Regions from separate parts of the Homo sapiens genome. Here region 1 is linked to region 2. A link is an interaction called in ENCODE POLR2A ChIA-PET data of the cell type or tissue named here. Cell type or tissue: MCF 10A. All regions are shown on one strand. Links, peaks and the distances in the headings refer to the core of each region. The heading gives the core; the rest is flanking DNA. Region 1 overlaps GSN (gelsolin). Region 2 overlaps GSN (gelsolin).

Region 1 (8,648 bases), core at 4,591-8,590, 57 kb after region 2:
TGATGGCGTCCCTTGGCAACTGGCGTGGCCTCCCCTCACAGATGGCTTCTGGGAGGCCCTGGGCGGGAAGGCTGCCTACCGCACATCCCCACGGCTGAAGGACAAGAAGATGGATGCCCATCCTCCTCGCCTCTTTGCCTGCTCCAACAAGATTGGACGTTTTGTGGTGAGCCCCTGCGGAGGTCACACCTCTGCTTTCCCCTCGGGAGGCGAGTTCCACAGGACTGGCCGGCAGCAGGGGCAGGAGAAACAGTTCTGATGGTGTGGCACAGAGGAAGGGGCCCCCTGCCAGCTGCAGCCAGCTGTGCCACTCCCTCAGGGGGCAGATAAAGGAAGGCCACCCAGGGGAGGGAAGACATCTCACTGATGCTCTTTCGTTCCTTCCCAGATCGAAGAGGTTCCTGGTGAGCTCATGCAGGAAGACCTGGCAACGGATGACGTCATGCTTCTGGACACCTGGGACCAGGTGGGTGAAGGACAGGTGAAGGCTCTCTGTGCCAGAGGGAGTGGGAGAAACTAGACTTCCAGTTCTATGATCAGTTGCTAGAAGGACCTAAAGGGGGCAGTGCCAGGTGTTGCCAGAAAAGTCTCTAAGGGTACTGGAAGTCACTTCTTCTTTCTGAGCTTCCATTTCCTCATCTGTAAACTGGGAGTGGCGGTACCTCCCTTGCAGATACACTCACCTTGAAAGCTGCAAAACGCCCTATAAAGGCAAATCACATGACCTTCATCATTCTCTCCCAGACCTTGCAGGAGCGTGAACTCTTCCTTTAAATCTGTTGGCAGAGGAAGTTGAACTTAGCAGCATCTTGTTTGCAGGCATAAACTGTCCAGTGTCACCTAGAGGCTCTAGAGGGCTCCTGCTTCTGGTTTGAGGGCTCTGGGCTCTGTCTCCACTTCATCTCCTAGAGAAGGCCATTATGTAGGACTTGGCAGGGGAAGATGCCATTCACTTACTCAACCAATATTAATTGGGCACTGCTTTGTGCCAGGTGCTTTATGTTTGAGATGCTGGGATAGAGCAATGAATAAAGTAGGCATTTTCCTGCTCTCCCAGGGCTTACGTTCTCACAGGGGTGTCAGGTCAGTCACCTTTCCTATCAAGGTGGCTTCTCCCAGAGTCCTCAGAGTTACGGAGCAGCTGGCCACGAAGGCATAAGACTCTACACTACCCACAGGGATGCTCGGAATCCCCAGTTGGAAGATCGGGACCAAAAATGATTGCAGCTTGAGCCATTCAGCAGTTGTCATTGATTGATCCATTGGCTACTTAATCTGTTTGTTCATCTGTTAGGGATTCAGTCAGCCAACATTTATTCAGCACCATGGTCTTGCAGGCAAAATGCTGAGTGCTGAGAATCCTATGATGAGCAAAATAGAATGCCTGCCTTCGAGGGGCTTCCACTTTAGTTGGGAACACATTTATAAATAAGTAAGAGAGGGCCAGACATGTTGGCTCACACTTGTAAACCCAGCACTTTGAGAGGCTGAGGTGGGCAGATCACTTGAGGTCAGGAGTTCAAGACCAGCCTGGCCAACATGGTGAAACCCCATCTCTACTAAAAATACAAAACAATTAGCCAGGCTTGGTGGTGGGTGCTTATAATCCCACCTACTTGGGAGGTCGAGGCAGAAGAATCACTTGAACCCAGGAGGCGGAGGTTGCAGTGAGCTGAGATCATGCCACTGCACTCCAGCCTGGGTGACAGAGTGAGACTCCGTCTCAAAAAAAAGTGAGAAAAATGAAGTCTGACATTTTATTGTCTAATGCCATTTTATCAATGATAGGTGCTCTTTGAAGTAATATTTTAGATATGCATAAAAATAGATGATACATAAAAATCAGCTAAATAATGTGTAATAGAACTTGTAACAAGACTCAAAATGGTGATAGTGGTGGGTGAGTTATTTTTATTCCAAGCCTTAGGCCCATTTTGACAAAGATGCACACAGACCGGCACATAGTAGACTCTCGGTGCATATTTGTTGGATAAATAAATGGGTGAGAATATGTTTGGCCACTCATTTGTTGAACGAGTGAATGCTGTTCAAGAGATAACTCATGGACCTTTAGAGAAGAATCTCAAACTCAATGCCTGATGGTACCTGGTTGGCAATGTTAGCGAATGAAGCAGGCTGGGCTGGGGAGACGTGAAGGAGCAGTGGAGTCTGAGGCAAACTAGAACTGCTCATCTCAAAGGGGCAGCTCCTGCGCAGCTTGACTCAAGTGAGGTTTGAAGGCCCAGGCTGCTAGATCCTCCAATTTTTAAAGAGAAGTTGGAAATCTAGATTTTTATGTCATAACGGTTTAAAAAGACATTGTTGGCTAACACAAGGTGGTGGGTGAGCAAACAAAACATGTTTGTAGGTTGCCAGTTTTCAACCTCTGTTCCAAATCCTTCCAGTCTTAGTTCATGGGCTCTGTTAGAAAGGGGAGGGCTTTGTCTGGTCTGATACCTGGCCCCTCCCCAGTCTTCCTCCAGCCGTGAATTTGATCAGCACTCCTCATGTACCTTTCCTGTTGCATCTCACCTCCAGGTCTTTGTCTGGGTTGGAAAGGATTCTCAAGAAGAAGAAAAGACAGAAGCCTTGACTTCTGGTGAGGACCCGAGTGCCTGGGGGCGGGGGGAGGGGTCCGTTGCTTGTGGGGTGCTGGGAGTGGCTCCTGTACAGGTCTGGGAATGAGCATCTTTCCAGGGGACTGATGGACAAGATAGGGTGGGGACTTCCTCCTCTGTGGGCCAGCCCCTCATAAATCCTGCCTGGGATAGTGAAGAACACATCAGTTCCTTCAGAAACCCTGAGGCTTCTCAAAGAAGGCTCTCCTCTGTTCCAGGAGAAGGAAGGGACAGATGAGAAGTCACTTCAAGTTCCCAGAATACTCAGAAGCTGAACTTGTCAAGGTTTAGATGTGGCAAAGCAGGCCAGGCATGGTGACTCATGCATGTAATCCCAGCATTTTGGGAGGCCAAGGCAGGAGGATCACTTGAGCCCAGGAGTTTGAAAGCAGCCCGGGCAACATAGTGAAACCTCATCTCTAGAAAAAATACAAAAAAATTAGCCAGGCGTGTTGGTGTACACCCGTGGTCCCAGCTACTCAGGAGGTTGAGGTCAGAGGATTGCTTGAGCCCAGGAGTTCACGGCTGCTGTGAGCCATGATCGCACCACTATACTGTAGCCTGGGTGACAGAATGAGATGGTGTCTCAAAATGAAAAAAAAAAAGAAAAAGATGTTGCAAAGCAGATTCTTGGCAGCTGAATAGATCTGATTTGTGAGCTGGGAACCCAAAAGTTGGTTCCCATATCTTCCAGTAGGGGACTGCAAGGGAAAGTAATAAGCTTTATGAAGCAGGAGATTAAGCCGTAGCCCTGTTCCTTCCTGTGTTCCTGAGCAGGGTGGTGGAGAGCCCACGTGGGTATCATGCCTTTAAAGGAGGATGGTGCCCAGGGCAGGGGGTGGGCAGTAGGGACAGTAGGACCATAGACCCTCTTCTTTGTCAACTCCTGTCCTGAGTCACCCTCTCCCTGGTGTGGGAGGCACTAAGAATTCCTGGGGTTTCCTTTTCTTGCACGTGTGTCTGCAGCTAAGCGGTACATCGAGACGGACCCAGCCAATCGGGATCGGCGGACGCCCATCACCGTGGTGAAGCAAGGCTTTGAGCCTCCCTCCTTTGTGGGCTGGTTCCTTGGCTGGGATGATGATTACTGGTCTGTGGACCCCTTGGACAGGGCCATGGCTGAGCTGGCTGCCTGAGGAGGGGCAGGGCCCACCCATGTCACCGGTCAGTGCCTTTTGGAACTGTCCTTCCCTCAAAGAGGCCTTAGAGCGAGCAGAGCAGCTCTGCTATGAGTGTGTGTGTGTGTGTGTGTTGTTTCTTTTTTTTTTTTTTACAGTATCCAAAAATAGCCCTGCAAAAATTCAGAGTCCTTGCAAAATTGTCTAAAATGTCAGTGTTTGGGAAATTAAATCCAATAAAAACATTTTGAAGTGTGTACTCTAGTGTGGCTCGTTTCCTTGTGCCCATCTGACAGTGAGAGCCGGCGTCTTCTCTGCCTGTGTCCCTGGTAATTCTGAGAATGGCCAGAGAGGTGCCTAGCATTTGCCTGTAAACTAGTAGAAAGGCTACATCCACCCTGTGCGTGAATCCTGGTGCCCTGAGAGGCGATGCCACAGTGAGTTGAGAGGTGTGTAGATTGTCCTGGGGGATACCTATGCTAAAGGAAATAAGGAGGGGCCGGGTACGGTGGCTCACACATGTAATCCCGACACTTTGGGAGACCGAGGCAGGCAGATCACCTGAGATCAGGAGTTCGAGACCAGCCTGGCCAACATGGTGAAAGCCTGCCTCTACTAAAAATAAAAAATTAGCCAGGCGTGGTGGCACATGCCTGTAATCCCACCTACTCGGGAGGCTGAGACAGGAGAATCTCTTGAACCCAGGAGGCGGATGTTGCAGTGAGCTGAGATTGCACCATTGCACTCCAGCCTGGGTGACAGAGCGAGATTCTGTCTCAAAAGAAAGGAAATAGGTGGGGAACCAAGGAAGACTGGGAGAGCCATCAGACCCTCGACGCAAGTCTGACCCTAGGTGGAGAAAAAAGGGAGAGAAGGTTGTGCGGAAGTGTCTTAGTGGTCATTTATTTAATCCAGGAAGATTTGGCAAAGCTTGTCGGCAGTCCCAAAGCCAAATTCAGTGTTCTTTTTAAATTTAATGGTATAGTCCCATTTTTGTTGTTTTTTATTGTGGCAAACTGTACGTAACACAGTATTTATTTTAACCACTTGTATGTATTTCAGTAACATTGCATATACAGTGTTATGTAGCCATCACCACTCTCTGTACCCAAAACTTTTTGATAATCCCCAATATAAATGCTCTGCCCATTAAATACCAATTCCCCATTCTTCCCTATTCGCCAGCCCCTGGTAACCTGTATTTTACTTTCAGTCTCAGAATTTGACTATTCCAGGGACCTCATATAAGTGGAATCATACAACATTTGTCCTCTGTGTGTGGCTTATTTCACTTAGCAGAATGTTTTCAAGACTCATCTGTGTTGTAGCATATATCAACTTTTCACTCCTTTTTGTGGCTGAGTAATATTCTACTGCATGTCTATACCACATCTGGTTTATTCAGCCATCAATGGACTCTTTGTTATTTGTGCCTTTTGGCTATTGTGCATAAGGCTGCTATGAACATGAGCATCTGTTCAATTCAAAGTGTTCTTGAGCCAGAGTCAAAGTCAGCCAGCAAAGGAATTGTGTGTCTCTTGTAAGCAGGCGTGCCTTATCTGCCCCCTGCACTCAGTCTTTGGGAGGCCTGGCCTTGGGACACATGTGGGATGAAGTTCAAAGCCAGCAGTCGGAGCCCTTATCAATTATATGCCCTGCAGTAGAAAGCGGGCAGGGTGCATCCTCATAGCTGCCACATCCTGTAGCAGCTGCTTGGACCTTCCCTGCTGCCTCTGTTTCCCACAGATTCATTCTGCTGCCCCAAAGCTATGTGGAGAAATAACTGCAGCAGCTGCCAGCACAAGAGCTGCCCCCGGATGCTCTCAAAGTTTGCGGTCTTCAGGGTATGGGAAAGGGACTCTTCTGTGCCTTCTTGGTCCCCTGGGTCCTGACTCTCCACTCATGCTCAGCATGTCACACAGTCCCTCTTGGATATTTCTATGTTGTTTCATAATCTTTTCTCCTGGGAGACTAAACCAGTCCAAGAAACCTGCTGGAGGACATTCCCCAGTCCTCCCGCTCTGTCCTTTTGGTCTCTTCTCACCTTGTTTTCCCCCCGTCTTGTTCTGTGTCACCTCCCACCACCACTCCATCCCCATTGAGTTATGATGTGAAAGCTCGCAAGCATATGACTGTAAAAGAACAGAAACCAGCATGAGGGCTTAAATGATGGGCAGGCTGTGTGTTTGTGTGTGTGTGTGTGTGTGTGTGTGTGTGTGTGTGTGTGTGTGTGTTTACACTGTTGTCTCCAAAGCTGGCTGATCACCCAAATTGCCCAGGGAACTTTTTAAAAGCATGGATTCCCCAAGGGCCATTCCTCCAGAGATTCTGATTCATCGCAGAAGTGTCGAGGGTAGTGGAGAAGAAATTTTCTGGATGAAACGTGGAGGGAAGATGAAGTCACTTTCAGGCAGAGGGTGCAGCTAGTACAGGCAGGGGGCTGTGAGGGGAACAGCGTGCTCAGGGACAGACAGCAGCCTGGAGTGGCAGGCCTCTGAGCTGAGAAGCAGGCTGGGGCTTTGAATGCCATACCAAGGGTTTGGACTTGATCCCATAACGCTTGCCTTGCCTACCCCCAAAGGTTTGCTTTCATGGTCAAAGCAATCAACTTGACAAAGTCCTGGTACAGAAGTGGCATTTACCACCCAAAGCTTCTAGGGCTTTCACGAGAGGCAGGTAGAGGCCTGTCTAGACAGAGCTAGCTTACTTCCTAGAAATTAGTGGGAGGTAAAATTTCAGGTAGACCTGCCCATTAATTCTTCATTTCAGTTTATACCAGCATTCAAGGGTATGGCTGTGGCCTCAAAAGAGAGTTGTGCAATGCTCTGAGAAAGAAAATAGCCTGGGGCCACTGAGATGCTGCCTTCTTATTTTTCTCTCAAAGGCAGAAAAGCCAATCAGGAGCACTATCACTTCAACCGCACATTTTATCTTTCTAAAGTTGCAGACGTCATCGTCTCCTACAATGGAAAAATCATCGTGAAATAATGAGACAGATGCCAGAGGGACAACGCTAGGCTTGGATCTTGTGTCCAATCTTGGGCAATTCAGTTGAACAGATATTTTGTACTTACTTTGTGCAAGGCATTATAGATATAATACTTAAACTTTTGGAGCCTCAAGTTACCCACCTGCAAAATGGTAATGTTGTATTAATACCTAGCTGGAGGTGGTATAATACAGTGGCTAATAGCTGGCTTTTGGAGTCAGACCTCAGTTCAAATCTAGCTCTACCACTCATTAGCAGTGTGATCTTAAGTTCTTTGCCATTTCCTTAGCTGAAAAATGAGAATAAGAACAGTGTCACCCCACTTAGAATTCTCATGAGGATTAAGGGAGGTAATGCTTAGCACAATGTCTGGCCTATAGTAAGTGCTCGAAAATGGTTAAAAATAATGAAAGCACCTAGGCCACAGCAGAACCTAGTATTCAACCACGGAGGCAAAGGCCCAATGTACTGTGGATCAGAAAGGATGTTTTTGGCTGTAAGCAGTGGAGGGCTAACTCAAACCAAATTAAACTGTAAGCACACTTATGTGCTCTCATACATAATCAGTTCAGAGTTGAGGGGGACTTCATGGTTGACTAAACGTAGTGGGCCTGAGTTTCCTGCTCATTCTCTTGGCCCTTGCTAGTCTGGTAGTAAAATATCTGTAGGTGTTCTGGTTGCTCCACACCCATGAACAGCAATGCCCAGAGGAAAAGAGGACTGTTTCTAGAAAAGTTTTCAGAAAAGGGAGGAGGAACTGCTCCCAAGACCACGGAAAACCTTTCCTCAGGTCTCAAGAATCCATATTGGGTCACATAATCATTCCTGATGGAATCATGGGCTAGAAGGATGGAATTATTCATAGGCCAGTTAGGTTCATCCTAGCAGGTGGGGGTGAATTCTTCTCCTGAGGTCAGAGCGCTCAGGGGGAGGTATCTGAACAAAGTCATGGCTCCTAGGAAGGAGGGAGGAGATAAATGGATGCTGGGTAGACCGCCATTTTGTTGGAGACTTCTGGGGGCCAGATGCGGAAAATTAAAAGTAATGGCTCCTTACAGTTCTGTGGCATCCAGTAATTAATTTTCAGACTGTTCAATTTCCAGTCATTTTCCCCCGGAATCTTTTAGGGAAGATTTGCAGCCTGCATTATGATTACTATGTTTCTAGAGTTTATTGTAAAACCACAGTTTTAACAGCGGCTTCAATTTCCTTTCTCACTAAACTCTTCTGGCTACAGGGTAGATTGAAAGGGGCTGTATCCTATTAGCCAGTGTGACTGGTTTAGGCAAATCCTAGCTTGATCTGAGCCTGGGTCTGCTGTAGACCTGATGTTAACAACATCACAGGAAGAGATCATCACTAATATCCCCGGAGATTTTCCTGTGGCCTGGTCAACACAGCCAAATGAGATTATGCATGGACATGAAAAAAGCTGTGTAAAGTGTCTTGCACAGTGCTGGCATTCAACCGTGGTTCCTTTTGCCTTCTTCTTGGTTCCTATAAAGTAAAAACTCTTCAGGTAACTGCATAGCTGTGTAGTTGGATCTTAGACATGATCTAGCCCAGGATTTCTTAAGTCTTTGGATAGGTTTGGGAGTGGGGCCAGTGTACCCCCAAAGCATCCAAATTTGTGTTGTGCACACTATGTGCAGTTTTCAGACGAAGCTCTGTAGCTTCCAACACATTCTCAAAAGGTCTGAGACCCAAACAGCTGGACTATAATCTCCCTGTTTTACAGGTGAGGAAAATGAGGCTGAGAGAACATATGACTTATCCAAGGTCACATTATAAAGTGGATGCTATAGCAAGGAAAGCACTCCAGAGCAGTGATTTTCAAACAGAAATATGTAGAATTCTATGAGGTGCTTCTGTGATTTTGTAAATATTAGATTCAAATTCCATGTTTAAAGTGGTAATAAAAAC
Region 2 (9,280 bases), core at 5,142-9,141:
GGTAGATACTAGTATCTTCTTTTACAGATGAGGAAACTGAGTCCGAGGCTGAATAACATGCCCCGGGTTGTGTGGCTATTGGGTGATGGTGCAAGGATTCCAGAGGTCTGACGACAGAGCCATAGCTATTAATGACAGCACTAAACATTCTCTTGAAAATTCTTTCTAGTCCTGGTATTAGGAGAACTGGTAAGGGAGTTTGTTATGCTTTTATGAGGGGTGGGTGTCGGTGTGCAGAGCTTGGAGAGCTCAGCCCTGCAGCAGAGAGGCCTGGAGGGGCCTCCCGGGGCTGTTTGTAAACTCATGCTTTCCTGTGCCATCCGCAGGACCCTCAGTGCAGGTCAATCTCCCCTCCATTTCAGGGAATCCAGGCTCCAAAAGGACACAGGACTTGCCCAGCAAGGTCATGTGGTGAGGTGAGAGCCCAGCCAGGACTGGTCCCCCCTTTTCATCAATCAAGCTTATGCTCTGGAAATCTATCTGGCGAAGCCAGGAAAACTGGACACTCTCCTGCTCCTTGGTTATTCCCTGAGAAAATGCCAGCAGAAGCAGAGAAAAGCACGTCCCAGGGGTTATGCATTTTGGGGAGGAAGGGAAAAAAAGAGACCAGTGTTTAGGCAGCCGGGGGATGTTAAGTAAAAATATCTCCTCGCTTTCAACGGAGTGAGCGTGTGTCATATTTCAGCCTGATGTGGTTTGTGAAGTTGGAGACCACAGGCAGGCTCAGTTCCTGCTGCTGGCCAGCTTCCCCTTCCCTCTGTCCCTCCCCTGCCATATGCCTGCTCTCGTCTGCCCTGCCTGGGACCACATCAGCAATTTAAGAATAGGGCAGAGAAAAGCAGTGGGTGTTGTGGGCAAGGGTAGGCAGCTGAAGGCCTGGGCTTGGGTCCTGGCTTTGCCAGTGACAAAGTACTGGGTGACTTGGGCTAATGCATGCCTTTCTCTGGGCCCCAGTGTCCATTCTGCACTGTAGGGTGGACAGCATAATGTCAGCCTTCCCAGCTCTGATGGCCTCTGAGTTGGAGGGCTTTGTGCTCCCCACATGTACTTGGGTCCGGCATGTCTGAGACACAAAGTGAGCCCGCAGTGGTGCAACTGGTGATTCAGCTACTGTTCTTGAATTTAATCTTTTCGGACTGAATTGATTGCCCCATTTTGCAGATAAGGGAGTTGAGGCCTAGGATTTGTTGATGTATCCCATTCCCTGCTCTACAAGCAACAATAATAAGGGCCACCATATGTAACACACTTACTATGTATGTTCACCTTTTGCTTTCACTATCTGCTTTAATCTTTTAACAGATCTACGAGGGGAGAGATAGTGACTCCATTTTACAGATGAGGAAACTGAGGCTCAGTTTAGAAAAATGAAAGGACTTACGTTCTCTTCTTTGAGTCTCACAATAGTCCTGGGGTTGTCATTATGTGACCCATTTTACCAGTGAGGAAACTCAGGCCTGGAGACGTGAGCTCCTTTGCCCAGGGGTCCCCAGGGCCCACACACAGCCTGTCAGGTTCCTTCCCAGGCCCTCCTGCTCCTCCCTCCTCCCTTGCTTGCTCTGCCTCATGGGGAGCCTCTTCACCTCTTGCATTCAGTGCCTGGGTTAAGGGATGAGAACAGTTTTCTTCCTGGGCTATAAAGTATCCCTGAAATTGACTCTTCCCAAGAGTGATCCAGAAAGGCTTTAAGCCATGGAGCCTCGCAGGGAACTCCAGTGAAGGGGTCGCACCAGTGGGAGTGGATTCGTTTATTCTGCTGAGCTGGCTAAGCAAACAGTCCTGTTATTTTCCAACCTCAATAAGAATATCATCAGAGCCAAGCTTATTTGCCAAGCAAAGTATATATATTCTACATATGTGAGCCTTCAGGGTGGGGCTTGGCCCTTAATTTCCCTGCTACAGAGACTGTGGCTGAGCTGGGTTTTGGTGGGTACTAAGTAAATACTAGTTAACTTGTTGGGTGTGTGTTGATGATGTGGGTGGCATATGTACTTTTTTCTCCCCACCTCCAAGGACCTTTTCCCCCCACCCTTATTATTTCTATTACACTTGTGATAGAAAATTTAGGAAATAAAAAAGTATATATATAAAAAAGAAGTGTTCATAACTAACCAGAGAAAATCACTGCCAACACCTGGGTGCCCTTCCTTCCTGATATTTTCAGTGCATTTTTTTTTACCCCCACACAATTATCCTATATTTATAATTGTCTGTTCTGACTTTCTGTTTTTTCTCAACATTATATCGTAAGTATTTTTCTCATGTTATTAAGGATTCTTTTTAAATTTAATTTTTAAAAGTTTTAAAAGCATACTATACCTAAGTAGATAAATGTTTATTCTAATTTAAATCTTTTATTCCAATAGTCCTAGGGATTAAAAAATGAAATAATGCTTTTTATTTATTAACAAAAAGGCTGAGAGAAACAGGATTTGCCCAAGATCACCCCCAAAGAACCAAGACTGGGGCTCCCCAGGGCTGTAGTTTGCATCCATAAATACAGAGAGAATAATGTTTATAATCTTGGGTATAAAAACTTCTGGTGAAAAGGTTGATCAAATGCTAGCTGTATTTCTCCCCCTTCCATGGCTTTCTACTGAGTCTCTCTCTCCTACAGGACCCTACTTTGCTCCATAATTAAGCAGCAAAGTATTTCAAGAGCTGTTCAGATTCTAGAAACTCATAGCAGATGAAATCGACAGATAAGTCAGATATCGAATATAGACATTAAAAGATCTGGGCACTAGGCTGTACCCTGTTATTGTCAGTGGCTCTTTAGTCCTTAAACAAGGGTCTTGCCTCCTACTTTTTTTTTGTTATGGTAGAAATAAATGCCCACCCGAGTTTTCATCACTCACTATTATTCTATCTTTGGTGTGCCTGTACCATGTTCCCTTAACAATCCTCAATTATGAAACATTTAGGCAGTTTATAAACAATACTGCAATGAACAACCTAGTGCATACTTTTTTTGTGTGTTCTTCTTTTATTATTTCCTAGAAGTGAGCCCTAGAAATGGAGTTCCTGAGTCAAAATGACACATTTTATAGCTTTTTCTTGTTAAAAAAAAAATTCAGTGACACTTGTGAAAACACGGTAAGGAAGTCTTTATTCAGGAACATTGCCTTGGGCATAGGGACCACTGCAACAGGGTCCTACAGTGAGGGAGAGAGTTTGGGCTCAACTCCTAATACAGCATGGGCGAGTGGGAATTGATAGCTGCAGAGCAGGGTAGGGGTCAGCGGATGGAAAATTACTAAGAGGAAGCTCAGGAATAAGGGATATTCTTGCTAAACCGACCTAACAAAATTATTGATGAAGACAAACCAGGGTGATTCAAACATCAGTGGGGGCATGGTGGAGGATGAGGAGCCTGATCAGATATCAAGGATGAGGGGTTCTGGCTAAACAGACTTAGCAGGATTCTTTTGCTAAAACTGGATTTTACAAGGAAGTGCACAGGTAGGCCTAGGAGAAGGTTCAGAAGCCTGGCTAAAGTTTGGCCAAGCAAATAATCTGTGTCATGCTAAATTTTGCCAAATTTCTGCTCATAAAGGTTACAGTAGTCCTTATTCCTACCAGCCATCCGTGAGAATGGCAGCATTCTTCAGGAGCATCTGAAGCTGGTTATAAAAAGCTCAGCTGTCCTTTTATAGAATAGAGTACAGCGACCATTTTCCTGAAACGTTACATTTCATTCATTCATTTGGCAAATACACTTGCACAATTCAGCAGCAATAAAGCATAACAAGTTAAGATCCCAGGCCGAAGAAGTGGAGAGAACTTGGTTCTCCTTCTGGTTTATGTTTTGCACTTGCCCTAAGACCTTGAGGACATCACCTCACTGAGTTTCATTTTTCTCAGCTATACAGTTAGGGCTTCAATACCCACTTCACAGAATTCTACAAAGTACCTAACACAATGCTTGGCCAGTGCAATCATGTGGATGCTGGGAATTTGTATTATCTCATCTGACTCCAAAGAGCCCTGGAAAGGAAGCAGGTAGGGACAGATCCTTCCCATTTCATGGACTCAGAGAAGAAACGGCCATGTTTCTTGGTGTCCTGAGCTTCACTTCAGGAACTGGTAGTCCAAAGGAACTGTATCGTTCAGAACGGAGGTAAAACAGGCTTTTGTGGGCTAGCCTGTATCCATCCCCCTCCCACCTCCCCTCCCACCACAGTACCTGTTTCTCTTGGAAGGCAAGTTCCCAGTTCCAGTGGCAGCCAGAATTCTTTCTATGCTCTTTTAGAAGGTGGGAGATGCCTGCCTAGACTGTTCAGTGGTCTTAAAAAAGAGACCATAAAATTCATGGTTGCATAAAATATAGTTTTCATAGATTTAAATTGCATTTTAAATGCACTAAGGCTTCATCTTTGAGCTTTTCAGAAATGTGGGATTTCAGACTCCATCTTTAGGGTTGCCTTATTTAGCAAATAAAAAACAGTGTGCCAGTTAAGCATGAGTATGGCCCTTGGAATGTTTGGGGCATAATTATACCAAGACATCTTATTGTCTTTCTGACATTTAGATTTAACTGGGCATCTCATGTTTTATCTGGCAACCCTACCCACCTTGGGTCTACTGAATCCAAATCTGGATTTTCACAAGATCCCCATGGAATTCGTGTGCGAATTCAAGTGTGAGAAGCATTGCATTGGGAGCCTTGCCATCAAAGCCCTGAATGAATCCTTTTTGTAACAAATCTGTTGGTAAAATATAATGCACTATTTATAAAGAGCCTGATTATTCCCAAATCAACCATTTGCACACATCTGTGTGTTCATGTGTTAGGTTTTCTTAATACAGGCTACCCTTGCACTGTTGTCAGTTGAAGGGAAGAATTCCTTGCTTTGGTAAGAAGCCCTAGCCCCTCTCAAGGACCTATTTTCCTCATCTGTAAAATGGGCTACATCCTTAGCATCCGTGCCAGCCTGTGGTGACCAGCTGAGGTGGCCCCAAGGGGATGCATGGCTAGAGCCCACGCCAGGTCCCTCCTCAGCCTCCTCACAAAGGACCGAATGACTTGGCTCTGTGATCCCATCCCCCAGAGACTTTGGTGTGACTGTGGTGACCCTTGGCATAGCGCACCCCCCCGACTGCCTCCTCATCTCAAAACTTTCCAAACCATGACTTTTATAGCAGGGCTTTAGGAATCGCCTGGCTCTACCCTCTCACTTCATGGCTACAGATACTTGTGCCCTGAGAGAGCAAGTGAATTTCCCAAAGCCAACAGCAAGCCCTCTGATTGCTGCTCTACCAAACCAAAATGATTTCAGTTCTCATGAAACCTAAGGCCTGACTAAGGAAGATTAAGAAACCTGGTGGTGGTCGGGTCCTGTAGTGGGGTGGGAGGAGGGGGGAGGGATAGTATTAGGAGATATACCTAATGTAAATGACGAGTTAATGAGTGCAGCACACCAACATGGCACATGTATACATATGTAACAAACCTGCAGGTTGTGCACATGTACCCTAGAACTTAAAGTATAATAAAAAAAAAAGAAAGAAAGAAACCTGGTGGTGGTCATACGCCTAGTTTGTCTTGGTTGTGTGGTCTTGGGTAAGTCATTTCTCTCTCTAACCTATTCCCTGCCCCCACCCCTCCATAATATGGGGAATACACATTTTCCTGTTCCCCTAGGTCTCCTTTCTACCTGGTTAAGGTTTTATTTTAAGATCCAGTGGTAGATCTTGGTCTGTCAATTGGTCCTAGAGTGGAATGCTTTATGAAATCACTGGTACATGTGTTAGGTCAGAGACTTAATACCATGACATCATGAAAGATGTCTTTAGACCCTTTCTCTCCTCATTGCTAACAAAGATTTTATGAACTGTGTTTCAGCTGGACAAAAAAGATGTTCTAGAGCATTCTAAGATCGCCTGGGGCTTTTGTTAAAATGCAGATTCTGGTTCCACAAGTCTGGGGTGGGGCCTGAGGCTCTGCATTTCTAGTGATGCTGATGTAGCTGGTCCAGGGATCACACTTTCAGTTGCAAGATTTGAAAACAATCTGTTATTAGTGTAGAATCAATACTTATGAGATAAGGGACTTAAGAGGCAAGTCCCTTGTTCAGGGCTAAAGACCCAGTGACAGTAATAGGGTCTAGCCTGGAGCCCAGATCTTTTAATGTCTTGTCTTTGACATCTGACTTATCTGTCTATTTTATCTGCAGCTATGAGTTTCTAGAATCTGAACAGCCCTTAAAATACTTTGCTGCTTAATTATGTAGCAAAGTAGGTTCTTCTTTAGGAAAGAGAGTGACTCAGTAGAAAGCCATTGGAAGGGGGAGAAATACAGCTAGCATTTGATCAACCCTTTCACCAGAAGTTTTTATACTTGAGATTATAAACATTCTTTCTGTATTTATGGATGCAAACTACAGTCCTGGGGAGGCCCCAGTCTGTTTTTGTATGCCTCTGAGCTAAGAATGGTTTTATAGTTTTAAAGTGTTGTTAAAAAACAACAATAACAAACAAACAAGGAAGAATATGCAACAGAGAGGGTGTGTAGCCTATGGAGCCTAAAATATTTACGGTCTGGCCCTTTTACAGAAAAAGTTTGCTGACCCATGATCTAGAGTACCCAAAGATTTGCATGTTCTTTTTTTTTTTTTTCTAGTCAGCAAGAGGCCCAGCCTTATAGCTTTGAAATATAGTGAGGTCAAGACGTAGGGGAGGCAGCCTGCGTTGGTGGGAACTGCCCAGACATCTTAGCTGTGTGACCCTGAGCACATTACTTCACCTCTCTGAGCTTGTGTCCTAGCTTCACAAAATGAGGACAAAGATTGCTGCCTGGTAGAGTTATTGCAATGATGAGACATGCCTGTAGAGTTTAACGCTTGGAAGGTGCACAGAAAATGATAACTATTGTTATTAGGGGTGGCCATTTGAACGCTTATGGCATTAATGGACAGATATCATGTTACTCCCATCAGGTCTGAAGGCCCTCCCAATGAACTGGGAGCAGTCTTTTAGGAGAGAAAAATACTCTGCTCCAGTATCCCCCCATCCCACCTCCAGAGCAGAAAGCTCCTTTTTAGCCAGCTAGACAGACAGGGTTCCATGGTGGCTTGCAGACTTTCATCGGGCGAGCTCTCTCCCCAAAGACTGGCCTTTCCACAGCTGAGACTATTAGAAGGCGTCTTCTGTTCCTATGTCCTAGGATGTGATTCAGCAAACAGGCACGTAGTGAGAGCCCCAGGCTGGGATTGTGAGTGCTGGAATGAAACCCTTCTCTTTATGGCTCCATCTGGAGTGTGTGGGTGGTGGACTAGAATCAGTGGTTTTGCTGACCTTGTTTTTAAGCTGCTGCAGCCTTAAGGTCCAAAATGGAAAACAGACCAACTTGGAGTTAGCTGGGGCTAATTCTAAACCTGGCTGAGTTTGAAAACTCAGCTCCTGGGGTGTGTCTGAATCTCAGGGAGAGTGTAATGCTTTTCTTGCCCATAGATGGCAGCATCTGCACTCTTTGCCGGCTCTGTGAATGTGTGTGTGCACGTGCACGTATGTGTTACACACGTGTGCACGCATGGGAGTCATAGTTTCTTACTTTGGTAAATCTTGAGCTGCGGTGGTCCCAGCCCTAGGCCAGGCTCTGGGATACATGGGAGCAATTGGGGAGGCTGACTTGCAAATAGACTATTACAGTAGAGTGTGACCGGGCAGATTAGGGGGTGTGGAGGTCTGTACGGAGACTACACGGAGGACTCAGGAACAGAGTGCCATTGCATCTGGCTGGAGCCTGGTGGGGTATAGTGGAAGACAGGAAGCCATGAGGGCCAAGGCTCAAGGAGTTGAAGGGGACAGGTCATGAAGAATGTGGAGAGATTTGTTAAGGATCTTGGACTTTATCTGGGGCCATAGTGGAGCCATGGTAGGTCTGGGCAGAGGAGTGGCATGGTCTGGGCTTGCTCTAAGGAGGATGCATTGTAGGAGGGAGAGGTTGCAGGAGGATCAGTTAGGAAGGTTCTGCAGTCATGCAGGCAAGAGGTGATGGGGCTATGGACCCAGATGTTGGCATTGGGGTGGGGAGAAGGGGGGACACTCTGGATGCAGTCAGGGGTTGAACTAGCAAGACATGGTGATACACTGGAGGGGAGAGTGACAGAGCAAAAGGGGTGAGTGGTGTGTTGAGGAGGGTGAGGGCCTGGTGTCTGGACTGGTCCACCGGGTGGATGGTGGATGGTGGATGGTAGTGCTGTTTGCCGAGATGAGGTGCAGTAGGGGAGGAGCACATTGTACTTGGGAACAAATGCAGCACCACCATGTGCATCTGAGGATGAGAGTGCAATTTGGGGTGTGTAGAAAGAAGGGGGGCTGGATTCGAAAGGCTCATCCTCACACAGAGTTGACAGAGTGCGGGAGGTCATTAGTCATTTGCAGAAACAACAGAACCCAACTCTGCTTTGGTCTGTCCCTTGGAACCAGGAAGTTTCTGCCATAGTCTTTGAGAAAGACCCACAGAGGTGGGCACCAGGTCCTGCAGCCCAGATAAGTGTCTGGCCTCTGACCTCTCTGGTTTTGGGTACCGTGACTCCACTTCCGTGGCTGTGTCCCGTGTCAGTCACAATGCACAAGTCATCAGGACTGTCTGAACCATTTACTGTCAGCCTGAGAACAGGGCTTGTTTGTGTCTTAATCCCAGGAGCCTGCACGGCCCTGCCATCTTCGGGATCTTGGACTCTCCCCTCGGCTTAGGGAAGCTGGTTTAGGCAGAGAAATTTTCCAGTGTGGGCAGGAGCCAGTTTGCTCAGCTTCCCTCTGAATGTAGATGACTGGAATTCTTAGTGGCGAAGAACGGTGAAGATCCAAGTTGTCCCTGAGAGGCGGGAGGACTGAGCTGCATACTCCACGATGAGCTGATGTGGGATGGTCCTTCATCCACTCATCTAGCATATGTCCACTGGCACTGCCATTTGCAGGGCACATGCCATGCTGAAGCTTTAGAGGTGAAGCAGACAGAATCCTTGCCTCCAAGGAGCTTACAGCCTAGAGGGAGAGAAAGTCCTATCACCAGACACTGATAATGCAGTCTTGCTCAGCAGTAGTGCATTAGAACAATAATAGACTGATGCTGAGGTACAGAGCTGCGAATATGACATATCAACAGGGTGGGTCCCCAAATCGCACATGTGCAGGATGAGAAAGATACAATTTGCAGGCAAAAGACTTAGAAATTTAATTATTAATAATCAGGGTAATAATTAGAGTAAACACATGCCTTGTGCAAAACCCTGAACATGTTTTATCTCATGGTAGGTTCTAATATTATCCCTCT

What was found. Peaks named below come from ENCODE experiments on the same cell type or tissue, not always from the same donor. Only the 100,000 strongest peaks of a DNase experiment are listed, where the experiment ranks them.
Region 1: POLR2A ChIA-PET joins it to region 2 with 11 read pairs; 4 of 35 experiments call an interaction of 5 or more read pairs at or near these places.

Annotation. Positions count from the first base shown.
Region 1 is chr9:121,328,850-121,337,497 of GRCh38, forward strand. It overlaps GSN (gelsolin), which reads left to right. Exons shown (of 18, transcript NM_198252.3): 15 at 42-166; 16 at 389-466; 17 at 2,539-2,599; 18 at 3,585-3,993. The coding sequence ends at 3,754. Among named protein-coding and RNA genes, the nearest start is that of STOM, 37 kb to the right of the region's middle. In MCF 10A, for the core only: no CTCF peak of the experiment used is centred there; a DNase peak (open chromatin) is centred at 6,572.
Region 2 is chr9:121,271,448-121,280,727 of GRCh38, forward strand. All of the region lies in intron 1 of GSN (gelsolin), which reads left to right. Among named protein-coding and RNA genes, the nearest start is that of GSN, 7.9 kb to the left of the region's middle. In MCF 10A, for the core only: a CTCF peak has its summit at 7,466 (motif pointing right); a DNase peak (open chromatin) is centred at 7,214.